Linked DNA regions of Mus musculus: regions 1 and 2 are each linked to region 3. A link is a loop called in an ENCODE intact Hi-C map of the cell type or tissue named here. Cell type or tissue: left cerebral cortex. All regions are shown on one strand. Each heading gives the region's core, and the rest is flanking DNA. Links, peaks and the distances in the headings are about the cores only.

The links. A loop is a pair of places that touch in the nucleus more often than their neighbours do. Peaks named below come from ENCODE experiments on the same cell type or tissue, not always from the same donor. Only the 100,000 strongest peaks of a DNase experiment are listed, where the experiment ranks them.
Region 1: it touches region 3 in a loop (3-fold over the local background); 10 of 42 quality-filtered maps call a loop at or near these places.
Region 2: it touches region 3 in a loop (4-fold over the local background); 3 of 42 quality-filtered maps call a loop at or near these places.

Annotation. Positions count from the first base shown.
Region 1 is chr3:139,073,367-139,077,777 of GRCm38, forward strand. It overlaps Rap1gds1 (RAP1, GTP-GDP dissociation stimulator 1), which reads right to left and starts at 1,835. Exons shown (of 15, transcript NM_001040690.2): 1 at 1,670-1,835. The coding sequence starts at 1,673. In left cerebral cortex, for the core only: a CTCF peak has its summit at 2,317; DNase peaks (open chromatin) are centred at 1,253, 1,619, 2,075 and 2,520; H3K4me3 peaks cover 1,730 bases; H3K27ac peaks cover 1,580 bases.
Region 2 is chr3:139,088,571-139,092,981 of GRCm38, forward strand. No RefSeq gene overlaps it. Among named protein-coding and RNA genes, the nearest start is that of Rap1gds1, 16 kb to the left of the region's middle. In left cerebral cortex, for the core only: no CTCF peak of the experiment used is centred there; a DNase peak (open chromatin) is centred at 2,344.
Region 3 is chr3:139,203,425-139,207,835 of GRCm38, forward strand. Stpg2 (sperm tail PG rich repeat containing 2) reads left to right here and starts at 2,469. Exons shown (of 14, transcript NM_198659.2): 1 at 2,469-2,583. The coding sequence starts at 2,475. In left cerebral cortex, for the core only: a CTCF peak has its summit at 2,141; DNase peaks (open chromatin) are centred at 1,280, 2,212 and 2,426; H3K4me3 peaks cover 1,294 bases; H3K27ac peaks cover 1,136 bases.

The sequences.
Region 1 (4,411 bases), core at 1,123-3,622, 130 kb before region 3:
AATAAAGTGGGTTTGTATTTGACTCTCCCCCCCCCCTTTTAAATCACCCATCAGCATTCAAGATTTGCAAGATTATTAAGTAACTTAATCTGTTTTAGGTATTTTTATTCCCTAATTTGCAACAACAGACCTTGGATATCCACCCCCACTGGGGGAAAAATACCGATTCAACATTTTGAACGTTTAGTTAAAATGAGCTTTAACTAAATCTCACCTTTAAAAAACTGAGACTTGTTTCTACACCAAACCTGTAAGTGTAATTAAAAACTTTCCAACACGCAGATTTTAATCTGTAATCTGGATTAGTATTCTTTTAAAATTCTATAAAGGGACGAACAAATGGGATACCGATTTTTTTTTTTTTTTTTATAGAAATGTTCCGACTGTCAGTGATACTCACTTGGAAGACAAACAAGTGAAAATAAAATTCAGGGGCATGGGTGTTTTGTTCTGCTTTGTTTCATTAAAACCACCTCCTTCTCCCCCAACGGTCCTCTTCCTACTAAATGACAAAGATCTGACTCAAAGCTAAGAGTATTTGGTCTTCCGGGAAAGGCTACCACATCATTTCTAGGATTCTGATACTTCCTGGAGGGTTCTGTATTGCCATGATCTAACTCTAAGCATTGAGCACTGTGTTGACAGATGAAAGGACCACACTCATAAATAACTTGCCCAGAAGGAGTGGGCAAAGTCCGTGTGGAGGGACGCCGAAGAAGCCAGTTTTTAAAAGGGGAAATTACGATAGACGCAAATTATGGAATAGAAGCAAACTGGGGAACGTGTACTGGACAGATGATCTAAGTTGTTACTATCAAAGGAAACTTTTCGCCCTTAATTACAGAAGAGATTTGTATCCGGTGCTTTTGTAATTATGCACAGGTAGGCAATATCTGAGGAGAATCTCACGTTCAAACATAAACAGTTTTATAAAACATTTGCATTGAAGTATCCATTCTTTTAGGATTAACTATAAGTACAATGGAACTAGAATCAGATTATACAGATTTAGGCAGGGGCAGCTGGGGCAGAACAGGCAGCATGTAAATTCCTTAACAATGTGTTACAGGGCACAGTTTCCAGCTACAGGAGAAATCCAGAAAACCGCTTGAGGACCGGAACTGTGCACGCCGTAGTCTCCCAACACTAATTCAACAGCTAGCGGCTCCCGCCAGCCTCGCGCTGCCCACGGCGGCGGCGGGCGAGTCGCCACCTCCACCTTGGAGACTGTCCGCTCGGCACTCGGCTGGCCATCGCCCTCCCAAACTACTTGCCGGCTCTCCCCGCACCGGCGCCGGCCGTCGGCAGGCCGGGGAGGGAGCGATCGCGCCCACGGGAAGGAAGTTCCGCCAAGTGGTCGGGCTCGCCGTGGGACCGAGCCTGCAGCACCGCGGCCTCCCAGCCCCGGGGACGCCCCGCGCGGCCCGGTGCCGGCAGGAAGCGTGGAGGAGGGGAGGCGAGCGCGGAGCCCGCCGCCGACCCCACCCCGTGCGCGACCCCGCCGGCCCGGCCGCCCTCGTGCGCCCGCCTTCCCCCTGGGAGGGCCGCCGCCCCGCACCTCGCGGACCCGGGGACCCCGGCAAGTTTGCAGGAGAGATGCACTGCCACCCTGCAGCACGCCGAGGGGGAGAAAAGAAAATGTCAGGCGATGACGGCCGGCAGGACTCACCCATGTTCCTCCCACAGAGTGAGGACCGGCAGGGCGAGGCGAAGGGTTCGGGTGCGGGCGGCGCGGCTCAGCGGCGGCGGCGTCCTCCCTCTACCTCCGCGTCTCCCGCAGCCAGGGAGGGACCCGCGGGGGGCGGCCGCCGGGGAGGAGCAGCGGCTGCGGCTGCGGGCGGCGCGGCCGCGGCGGGGACGAGCGGCGGGGGGCGGGGCGGGGCGGGGCGGGGCGGCCGGGCGCAGCCTGCGGCGGGCGCGGCTGCGAGCGAGCGAGCGAGCGAACGTGCGGGCGGGCGGGCGGGCGGGCTGGCGCGGAGGCGCCGAGCCGTCCTGAGGAGCGCCCTCCCGACGCGCGGCCGAGCGCCCCGCCCTCTCCGCCGAGCGCCCCGCCCTCTCCGCCGAGCATGCTCAGTGCGGCCAGTGCTGCCTCCTGCCCACGGCCGGCGAGGCTTAGCCCGCCGGGGGCTGTGCGTCTACAGACCGGAGCGGTACAGCTCGGTGGCTGTTGCTCGAGGGGCGGAAGCAGGGCTCAGATCTCCGGGCTGCTGGGACGGAGCCTCCCGGGAGGAAGTCTCAGCCCGGAGCGTGCCTGGCAGCGCACGCCCCAGGCGAGCATGTGCGGGGTGGCGGAGCAGGAGGACGTAGATGTCCGCGGGCGCGTCCCCAGGGCGCATCAGGCTGTCCTGCGGGGCTGGCGGGAAAGCCGGTCCAGCGGAGAGCGGTCGCAAGGTCACCCTCGGCGAGCCAGTGCCTAAAGCCCTTTAACCCGTCGGGCGGGACCCTACAGGCTGTGTCCGCCGCACTCCGGCTGTGCCAGGGAGGAAAGACGTGCTGAGATCAGAAACACTGAAAGTCCACCTACGGGCGGGGGTAACTCGGTGGATGACGAGCCGCCCGGGGACTGTGACCGAAATGCTCCCACATGCTCTCGCGGGGCTCGGGGTCCCAGACTGGGCTCTGCACCAAGAAGAGGCAGTAGGATTTCTCTGTGTAGCCCTGGCAGTCCTGGAACTCACTTTGTAGACCAGCTGGCCTGGAACTCAGAAATCCGCCTGTGAAAAACCAAAAAAATAAATAATAATAATAACGTAAAATAAAAGAAGGAGGGGGAGAAGGAAGAAGAAGAGACAGTAGGAGACCTGCACGTGTCCTGACCCCTGCCTGCCTGGACTTTATCCCAGGCCTGTGGCGATCTGTAGGAAGAGGAGCTGCAACTCTTGCTGCCAGAAGGGGCTGTTTCTTCATCTGTGACTCTCACAGACCAGTCGCTAATATTACAGGCACAGATCACAAGAGCATCTCGATATGTTAGGTACTGGGATTTTATGTGATTTTTTCTGAAATAAAAATGCAACATAATTAAAGACAGGTGTGATCTATTTACAGCAGCTCAGGCATAGACTGATACAGATGTTAAACACCCGTTCTTGGAAGAAAACTACTCTTCCTGTTTGCCTATAATTCATCTTGCAGAAGGCTGTTAGGATTGTTGTAATAATCTCTATACACAGGGTTCAAACAAAATTACTGAGCATCTGGGGCCCAGAAGACAAACCAGGGCAGGACCACACATCTTCTGAGGGTACCTCTTCCTTGCCTTGTAGCAATATGACTCTAGCTTTCACATATTTTCCCTACGTGCTTATGTGTCCAGTTTTCCCTTATTTATAAGGACACTGGTCATGAAGATCGGGAAGGCCACTCCCAATCTTGACTCTGGTGTCTGCAATGACCTGATTTCTGAACAAGGTCACATTCCGATGTCTTAGGGATTTCTGCTCGATGGCTGGGCACAGTTCAGTCAGTAAGACCACCCCCCCCCCCAAGTCTACAAACATGCACGTGCCTTGTTCTGCTTCTTTTTCCCAAATGTTTGCAAAAGACCATGCTAGGTCTTTCTATTGCTTCACATGGTTGATCTCTCTCTCTCTCTTTCCTTAATTTTCACAAATGTCTTCTACATTCTCTGTTTCAAGTTGCTTTAAGTTTCCTGTTACTTCCTTTGCTAATTACATATCACAATAATTTCAGGGTATGTCTAGCTTTCATTTGCATGTATGCATTGAAATTGGAAAGGCAGCTGGGTTTTTGTCCTCCCACCTGGCATTAGTTTAAGCATCATTTGTGCTCCTCTTGCATCCACAAGCCACCCCTTCGACTTTCTCACCAATTAAAGGCACAGTGCAGGGCAATCATGATGATCATGTTGAACTCCAATACATTGACATAACTATAGTGAGACTCTTTTGGACTATACCTAGAAGTGGCTCATTTAAGGAATGATGTAATGCCTCTTGGGTTGTTTTGTTTTGTTTTGTTTTGTTTTGTTTTTGAAGTGTGGTCTTGCTATATATAGTCCTGGCTGGCCTACTCACTGTGTAGCCCAAATGATCTCACAAACATATCAGTTCTCCTGTGGCCTCTCCAATGATAGGATTAAGGAATGTGCCAACATACACAATTCTTTCTTCTCCTTTTATAGGAATATAATGATTTTTAAAATATTTTTGTCTAAAACAGTTATTCTCAACCTATGGGTCATGGCCCTTGGTGGGGGGAGGGGGGGTTGTCAAATGACCCTGTAACAGGGGTCACCTAAGACCATCAGAAAACACAGGTATTTAATTTATGATTTGTAACAGTAATAAAATTATGAAGTAGCAACAAAATTATTTTATGATTAGGGGGTCACCATGAGGGCCTATATACAACATGAGGAACTGTTTTAATGGGTGGCAGCATTAGGAAG
Region 2 (4,411 bases), core at 1,123-3,622, 110 kb before region 3:
GGCAGATTGTGTGACTGGAGTTAGGTTATCTGTGAGTAAAGAAGAATGAACGGCCAAGAAATTAGCAGATGGCAGCATCAAGATTTAGAGGCCCAGGTGGCCAGATGGCATGAACTTCAAGAGATCAGAGGTCTGGGCAAGAGGACGATGGAGAGCAAGGGGAACAGCTGCTCTCCCCATCGGTCCTGTGGGTTGTGCAGGACTGAGCACATGTCACCCAATGGAGTAGGGGATAAAGTGCCCTTCAGTGGAAAGTTACTTGATTCTCAAGATAGGTTCCCAGAAGATTGAGTATACATGTGAGGGGTCTTACCTATTGCAGATTAAGGCACCATAACAAACAACTATTATTTCTCATAGTACTGTAGGCTGCTGACTGGGTCCAGCTGGATGGGTTTGGATTTGCACTATTCAGATGCTGCTGAAATTATACGGGGCTGTGATTGATAGCTGGGAGGAGTCATTTGCTGTCTGGTGGCTCTGTGGAGAAGACTCAGCTTTTGCTCTCTTCCTCCTGGTGGCCTCTCCTTCCCCACATTATATAGATTTTTTTCTTTTTCTTTTTCTTTTTCTTTTTCTTTTTCTTTTTCTTTTTCTTTTTCTTTTTCTTTTTCTTTTTCTTTTTCTTTTTCTTTTTCTTTTTCTTTTTCTTTTTCTTCCTTCCTTCCTTCCTTCCTTCCTTTCTTTCTTTCTTTCTTTCTTTCTTTCTTTCCTTCTTTTTACTAGCAGTGTACCAGAGCATTTTGCCTGGCACTTCAGAATCTTGTAAGTACAGGAGAAGCAGCTACTGGGTCTTCTTGAAACCTTGATCTAGACTTGGCATAGGGCATTTGTACCCCTTTCTCCTTATGGAGTGAGTCAAGGGTCAGAACACATTCAAGGAAAAGAATTCACAAAGATAGTAGGAAGGGGACCCGTGGAACATATTTAAGGCTATCATCTACAAATGGAAATCTGTTGTTCTTTGCGGCTGAATGTCTGCAGGTAGAGTGGAAAGACTGAGGTGGGGGTGGAGAGGCAGCCAGTTTAAAAGGCTGTGGAGCATTCTGACGATGGAAGAGCAGATGTGGTGGTTGAGAAAGGGACCACAGGGATTGGAGGCCCATTCCACTGAAGCAGAGATCTCCAAACCCCACTCCAATCATGTGATCTTTTTATTTTTAATTTATTTATTATACATAAGTACACTGTAGCTGTCTTCAGCCGCGCCAGAAGAGGCGTCAGATCTCATTATAGTGTGTGATAGTGTGGTTGCTGGGATTTGAACTCAGGACCTGGGGAAGAGCAGTCAGTGCTCTTACCTGCTGAGCCATTCTGCCAGCCCCAATCATGTGCTCTTAATGAAAACAGTTTGAACACTCGTCAAGTTTAATGATTATAATCTTAATTGTGTGCTCAGTAAAGGTCTGCTTAAAAATGTGCTTTGTAAAACAAACGGAAAAAGAGAAATTATCTTTATCAATGGCATAATAACCTTTCACCTGTCTAGGTAGAACAGTTTAGTTAAAAATGCCTCATCGATTAAAAAAAAAAATCTTGAGTTATAGTGGGTCAGAGATCAGATTTAAAGCTCAATACATGGCCATGTCTTTCTTGAGGAATGTTTTAGTTGAAAGAGCAACCTCACAGAACAAGTATGTCTAGATGGAAGAAGGCACCATTACTAAATCAAAACAATAATTTTTCAGTCCCATCCTCATGGTGGAAGTTCATCAACCAACAAGGCAAACATTGAAATCCAACAAGTGAGTATGTATGTATTAGTCCTAATACCAGTTCTTGCAACTTATCAGAAATTACTATTTAAGAAAAATTTTAAGGAACTGGATTCTAAATTCAATAAAAGTGCTCAATTAGAGGATTTTATTTTAAGTTTTAAAGATGCCATTCTAAGACTTTCGTTATGTAGATATTAAAAGATGTTTATATTTAGGTTGTTTCCAACAACAAAATTACATAATGAGGGAACATTCTTATTTTTAAAATGCTGTTTTTGTAGCATGAGTATCCTGAAGAACAATTGTTTTCTCCATCTTTGTTAGAAATGTTACCCTTGCCTGAAGGGACTGATTGAGAATATTATTGTTTTAGAAATATGGCATTCATAGGAAATGTCAGGATATTGGAAACATGTCAACTCTCAGGAAACAGGTATTACTCCACCTTTAGTTTGGGAATCCTTTCTATAGGATGTCAGTGAGCTGGTTACTGTGTGACTTTCTCAGTCAGCCTATGTCTTCCTATAAAGCCTCTGCTATTATTTGAATATATCTTATTTTAAACATTTGCCTCATTGGCAACACCCTGCAGCACATACGGCACTGTATAAACACGGAGGAGATAGATTTAGGAAGGTGTTGCTGCCAAGTTCCCCTGGGGCTATTTTATATACTCAGTTCCAGAGCAAGTACGGAAAGCAGTTGTTTTCATATCTTTAGTAGCCTTAGTGAAGCTTAAGTTCATTCTTATAGACGTAAACAAATATCAATCAAGGTATACCTTTTCCTTTGGCTCCCATTGTTAATTTTAGATACTCTGTTTTGTAAACTACATTCGTTGAGGAGAATGAGGAAGGCATGTGCATGCATTGCACCAGTGATGGTAGTGACTCTAGGCACAACTTCAAGGTGACTGTTCTTCTCTGGACAGTTAGGGAGATGGGGCATTCATACCAGAGAGCCTCAATGCAGTATGATTAGTTGATATCAACTATAAGAAATGGTTTTAACAATGACTTTACACCAAGTTGCAGGAATTTAGGTGTGTATGTGGGTGCTTAAAGAGATTTATATCAGCCGTATATTTTTCTCACACAAAATTATTAACTACCAAATGGGAGAGAATAGAAACTCAGTGTTGAGCTCTGGGAAGATATCTCAGCTGGTAACCATAGCTGCTGCAAAGCAAGAGGACCTGTTTGAATCACCAACACGCACATATCAGCCTGGCATGGTCATGTCAATCGGTAACCCCAGCTTTGGCGACTTGGGGCAGAGACAGGCAGATCTTGGGGGTTCATGAGCAATCAGTCTAGCTGAACCTAAGTGCTTCAGGTTCAGAGGGAGATCCTGCCACAAACAAACAAAAACAAGGCAGATACTCTGCATCTGATACAGAAGAAAGTACAGAATATGGTTCAACTCTGGTATAGGAAAGGACTTACTGAACACACTCTGGTAGAGCAGACACTAGGAGAAACAAATAACAATTAAGATTCTATGAAACTAAAAGGTGTCTATACAGAAAAGGATGCCTATCATTTGAGGGAAGTGGCAGCCTACAGAATAGGAAAATATCTTTGCCGGCAATACACGTGACCGAGGGTTGGTGTCTGGAATATACAAAGAACTTTAAAAACTAAATACCAAGAAAGCAATCCAATTAAAAATTGGAGCACAGAACAGAACAGAAAGTTCTCAAAGGAAGAAATACAAAAAGCTGAGAAATATCGTTTGGAAACATCCCTAGCCATCGGGGACATACAAATTAAAACTACTTTGATATTTCATTTTACTCTAGACAAAATGGCCAAGAATAAGAGGGAGAAAGAAAATGTTGGTGTGGATGTAGGAAAAGAGGAACACTTGCTCGTTCCCTGTGGGACTCCAAACTGATGCAGCTACTCTGGAAATCAGTGTGGAGAATCTTCAAAAGCTAGACATAGATCTACCATATGACCCAGATATTCTATTCTAGAGCATCTTCCTAAGGACTCTGTGTTTTCTACAGAGACACTTGCTTATTCATGTTCACTGCTGATCTCTTCACAATAGGCAGAAAACGGAAATAGCCTAGATATCTATCAACAGATTAACAGATAATAAATATGTGGTGTATTTACACAACAGAGTATAAGAAAAATGTAGGTTATAGAAATAAAAATGAAATTACAGAATTTTTAGGCACATGGATGGATCTGGAAATAATTGTTCTGAGGGAGATAACCCAGACGTAAAAAGACAAATGTTGCAAGTTAGTTTTCATGTGTGGGTGCTAGCTCTGAATCTTTAGATATGTATGTTTATATTAGAATACCCACAAAAGGCTGGAAACTAGTAAGGGAGAATGGAAGTATATCTCAAGAGAAAGGGGACAGGATACTGGTGGTATGAATGGGCAAAGAGGAATAATTGAACAGAACGTGTTAAATGGGGTGGTGCTAGGGGAGTCAGGTAGAGCATTGGGTATGGAGAGGGACAACTAGCATTAAAGATCTTTGAAAATGCCACATGGAAATCTTTTACTCTAGAAGCTTCCTAAAGTACACACATGAGCACATATAAAAAGACATTTAAATGGCAATGCCCTCTAATAGGGGACAATGCCTCCCCCAAACACCATAGGCTACCTAATAAAAAGCCCAGTGATAGCGAGGCTTTTCTCAAATTATTGGCCAGTGGGGTTTCATAGA
Region 3 (4,411 bases), core at 1,081-3,580:
GCATGCTGGTCATGCAAGGACAAAACAGTCTAGGAAGCCAATGAAATCACTGCTTATGTGGTCTGATTTCCAAAGTCCCTTTCCCTGTGTTCATCAGGTGCAATGAAAAGCACTGTGAGATGCTCTTGCTGCAGCTGGACACTACTGCTGGTGGAAAGGGGACACTCAGCTGCACAGCATCGCTCTGTGCTCCATCCCTCTGTACACTCAATGTTAGCATGGTCACTCTCACCCCTGCCAGCATCCCTGTTGGTAGATTTCGAATAAATCCTTTATCTCACTACCTAGGTATTTTCTTCAATTTCTGGACAAATGGCAAGCTACCCTACTGCTATAGCACAACCAGGCTATCAATGCTATACTCTGGCATGAACATGCTGTCTGAATTGATATATTGGCTTTTATTACCAAGAGCAAATGATATATAAGGAATGTCCAATAGGTTGTTAAAGGAAACATGACTTTTAATGACACAATTTTCCATCCTTTTATCTGTGACTCTTTCTAGTATGTCATTGCACATCCATTCTAGTTCTTCTGAATGGGATCTTGCCAGATATATGAGGCAAAACAAACAAACAAAAAACAAAACAAACAAACAAAAAACCCCCACCAAGAACTCTTATGTTTCCTTTTTTGAGACAGGGATTCTCTGTGTAGTCCTTGCTGTCCTGGAACTCACTTGGTAGACTGGGATGGCCTGGTACTCACAGAGATCTGTTGCCTCTGCCTTCTGGGTGCTAGGATTAAAGGCATGTGTCACCACTTCCCAGCTACTTATGAGTTTTATAAGAATGTAGGAAGCATTAAGGTTAACAAGAAAGTTAAACACTTCATTACAAATAAGTTTCCCAAGTGCTTGTGATATTCTCTTGCCATTCTGTATACCTTGCTTGCCCCTTCTTGGGCTATTCATGACCTACCCAGGGACAGGGGCTTTAGTTTTATTTGTATCCAGGTTAACTTAGAAGAGTAAGAGAACTATATACATTTGCCAATAAGTTCTTTTCAAGTAAGTAATGATCCAGCTGTTTAGTAGAAGACATCAAAAGATTCTTAGGAACCACACACACATACTTTTTGAGTATTCTAACAGAGATGCCACAATTAATTCAGAACTAAGTAGCAAACTAAGAATCACAAAATTTAAATATATTTAAGTTTGTATTGGGGACTGAGGCACTCTAGCTCTTTTGTGGGTAAGGCAGGGCCATGGAAGGATTGCCTAAGCCAGTGGTTCTTTACCTGTGGGTCACAACCCCACTGGCAAACTTCTACCTCCAAAAATACTTACATTGTGCTTCCTAACAGTACCAAAGTTATAAAGTAGCAATGAAAATGATTTTATGGTATGGGGCCACTACAAGTTGAGAAACCGTATTAAAGGGTTGCAGCATTCAGAAGGTTGAGAACCACTGGCCTAAGCCTTTAAGGATGTTTAGAAGCTGTGTGGATTTCTTAATGAAAAAAACCAACCAAACACATAGATGGATTCTGATACTCTCCAGCGCCTGTTGCTGAAGATTCAGTGGATCGATGAGGGTGGCTTGGGCTTTTTCGATGCCTTCACCTTACTTTGTAGACAATGTTGCCATTTATCCGTGTCCAACACCAGAAGCAGTTTTTAGCCCTTGCCCTTGACTTGCTTCAGTAGGCAAGCTTTCCCCTTTTCAGATGTTGCCATTTCTTGTCACCCCCCCACCCCCGCCCCCAACCCTCTGCGTTCCCAGCTTTCCTTTAGAAATCTTGATGGCCTGCAGGTCAGATTCAGTAGTGACTTTATTCAGAGGATGCCTTTTTGACAGGAGTGAAGGGGGACTTTGCTGATCCCAAACCCTGTTTTGGGGTCCCGAGCTTTTCTATTCCACCTGTCCCCGCCTCGCTGCCCCGCCCCCCGGGTCTTTCCAGTCACCCTGATTTACAGGGAAGGCAAATCAAAATCAAATTAATTCGCCTCCTTCTAGTGCGTTTCTAGGGCTTTTCTGCGCAGCGAAGGTATTCTGGGACAGGAAGCAGGTGAGTTGAGGCGGAGCTGAGGTGGAGCTGAGGTGCAGCACCGCCCTGCCTAGCGCAGGGAGCTTCGTCAGACTCTACAAGACATCTCCGAGCTCTGAGCGCTCGACCGGAAATGCTCCGAGGCCGGTGCCGGAAGTGCACCTACAGGCCCGAGTCCTTCCGGCCTCTGCCCTTCCAAGGTTTCCGGGAGGCGGGGAGTGGGCGGAGCCAGAGCCGGAAGTTCAGGCGGCTAAGCCCGGTCTCTGGCGTGACCCGTGAGCGCTGAATTGAACGCTGGCGGGCTGGCGGGCGGGTCCTCTGGCTGCTGTCCTCGCCACTTTACCTCTGTGCCGAGGACCCGAGGGAAAGCTGACGCCGCTGAGCCAGTCAGCACGCAGCTCGCACTCTAGTCCCGCGTGTAGGGACGACGCAGGCCGCCTGTCTAGTTTCCGGTCCCGTGGGCCCCGCCCCTCATCACTATGTATGACCGTGCTCCGCGCTGGCTCGACTGTGCCAACCGCGGCAGCACCGAGGAGCACGTGGGGCCTGGGACCTACCAGGTACCTTTTCCTAAGCAGCAGGCCACAGGTAAGATGCTGATGGCCAGCTTGCGGTGACAGACGGCCCGCCTTCAGCCTGCCCTCAGGTTAAACACAAAGTCAAAAAGGACCACTGTTCAGAAATGTAACACGTCGCAGGTAGAGACGATACTAGAACCAGGATTTTGATTCCTTGGCTCTTGACTGTATGACATAACAAGTTTGTGACTGTATGAAACACAATACTTGCTTTTGCACACACTTTAATCAGATTTATTTACCACGATGTAATTGTTTACATTTCTATTCTGTATTATCACTTACAAATTGGATCCCGTCCCCAATCTCCCCCACTCCCCGGAGTGAAGTTATCTGACCATCCCTGGCTTTATACTGAGACCCTCTTTCTACATTCTGTGAAAAGTTATAGCCTTCAGGGGTGGCCTAGGGACTAATAATTGAAGTAGTTAATTGCTTTTCTTCATTTCTCACCCCCCCCCCCCCCCCCAGTTTGTGAATTAGGTCCAACTTTTAATAAATATTTCTAATTCGGTCTCTGCTTTTAAAGTTCTGGTTTTTGTTTTTGTTTGAGTTTAATACCACCCAAATTCTAGTGGTTTCTTTTGTAAACCTGCATTTTTCAGTAGATATAAAATACCTCCTGCCCCCTTAAAGTTCCAGGAGTGAGTACTCTGTTTACATCCCTGCTCCATTATGGTTAGTTTAAGTTTCTCTGGACATGGTAAAATTCTGTTTGCGTTTCAGATCTCAAATTTTACATCTTTTCAGCATCTGTCCTCAGCATTTTTGGTACCTATGCCAAGTACTGTTGAGATGGTATAAGCATGTATTCCCCAGCATCTTGTGTTTACCAGTGACCATCTGTAATGGGCACACCTATGATGCTTTTGCACACCCATAACTTTTTTTTTTGACCTTTATTTTGGTACAGCTGACCACTTTCTTTGTTGCTTTCTGTCTCATTTTTTTTCCTGCTGTTCAGTACCTGACACATGATTCGGTACTGAAGCAAGGAATCATGTTTTATTTTTCTTTTTTTCCCACTAATCATGCACAGCTAAATTTATAAGATACTTAGCTTTACATCTTGTTCTTGTTGCTTTGCTCATTGTACTCTCTTATTCATATCTGTTACTTCAATCACCATTTATATCCAGCCACTCCCAAGTGAAATTCTTTATAGAGATAGAGGTGGTTTATGTCTCTAAGTTTCCCACAGGCTTAAAGTCTGCGTCGTTGTCAGTCACTTTACAGACATCCTTGCATGGCTGGTCTAAGCTTTAGAACTCTAGCTTACTTTTTTTGCCTGGCCATTTCTCTTGGCCTTTAAGACCATTGGTTAAATGTTCACAATCTCTCAGAAATTCTTCCCCTTTGTTCATAGCTACCCAATTTAATACAATCCAATTTATTTTTTCTCAATTAAATCAGTAGCATGTTGTTTCTGTCTCAGTGTCATAATTTTATCTTTCATTTTGTGTTTAGTAGTATGTTTAAAAAACATACATTATTTGAAAAACAAAAAATATATTTATTTTTGTTAACGGCAGGGTTAAAAAATCTAAACTCATCAATGGTAGTAGAATTCTTTTTTGTTATCACCCCCGGTCTTGTGTTCCATTTAGTCTGATCTTTCCAAACACCTGTACATGCTCCTACACATGACCTACAGTTCAGCCATTCTAACTTGATAATATTCTTAAGATCATTTTTTGTCACTTCTGTTCTTTTGCACCATGTGCCCAGTGTGTTCTATGCTCCTACTCCTCCTGGCTTGCTTCTACTTATTCTTGATATTCAATTGAAATAAAAATCTCTGACTAGTCTTACTTTTCCATCCTTCTGGCTTATGGTAA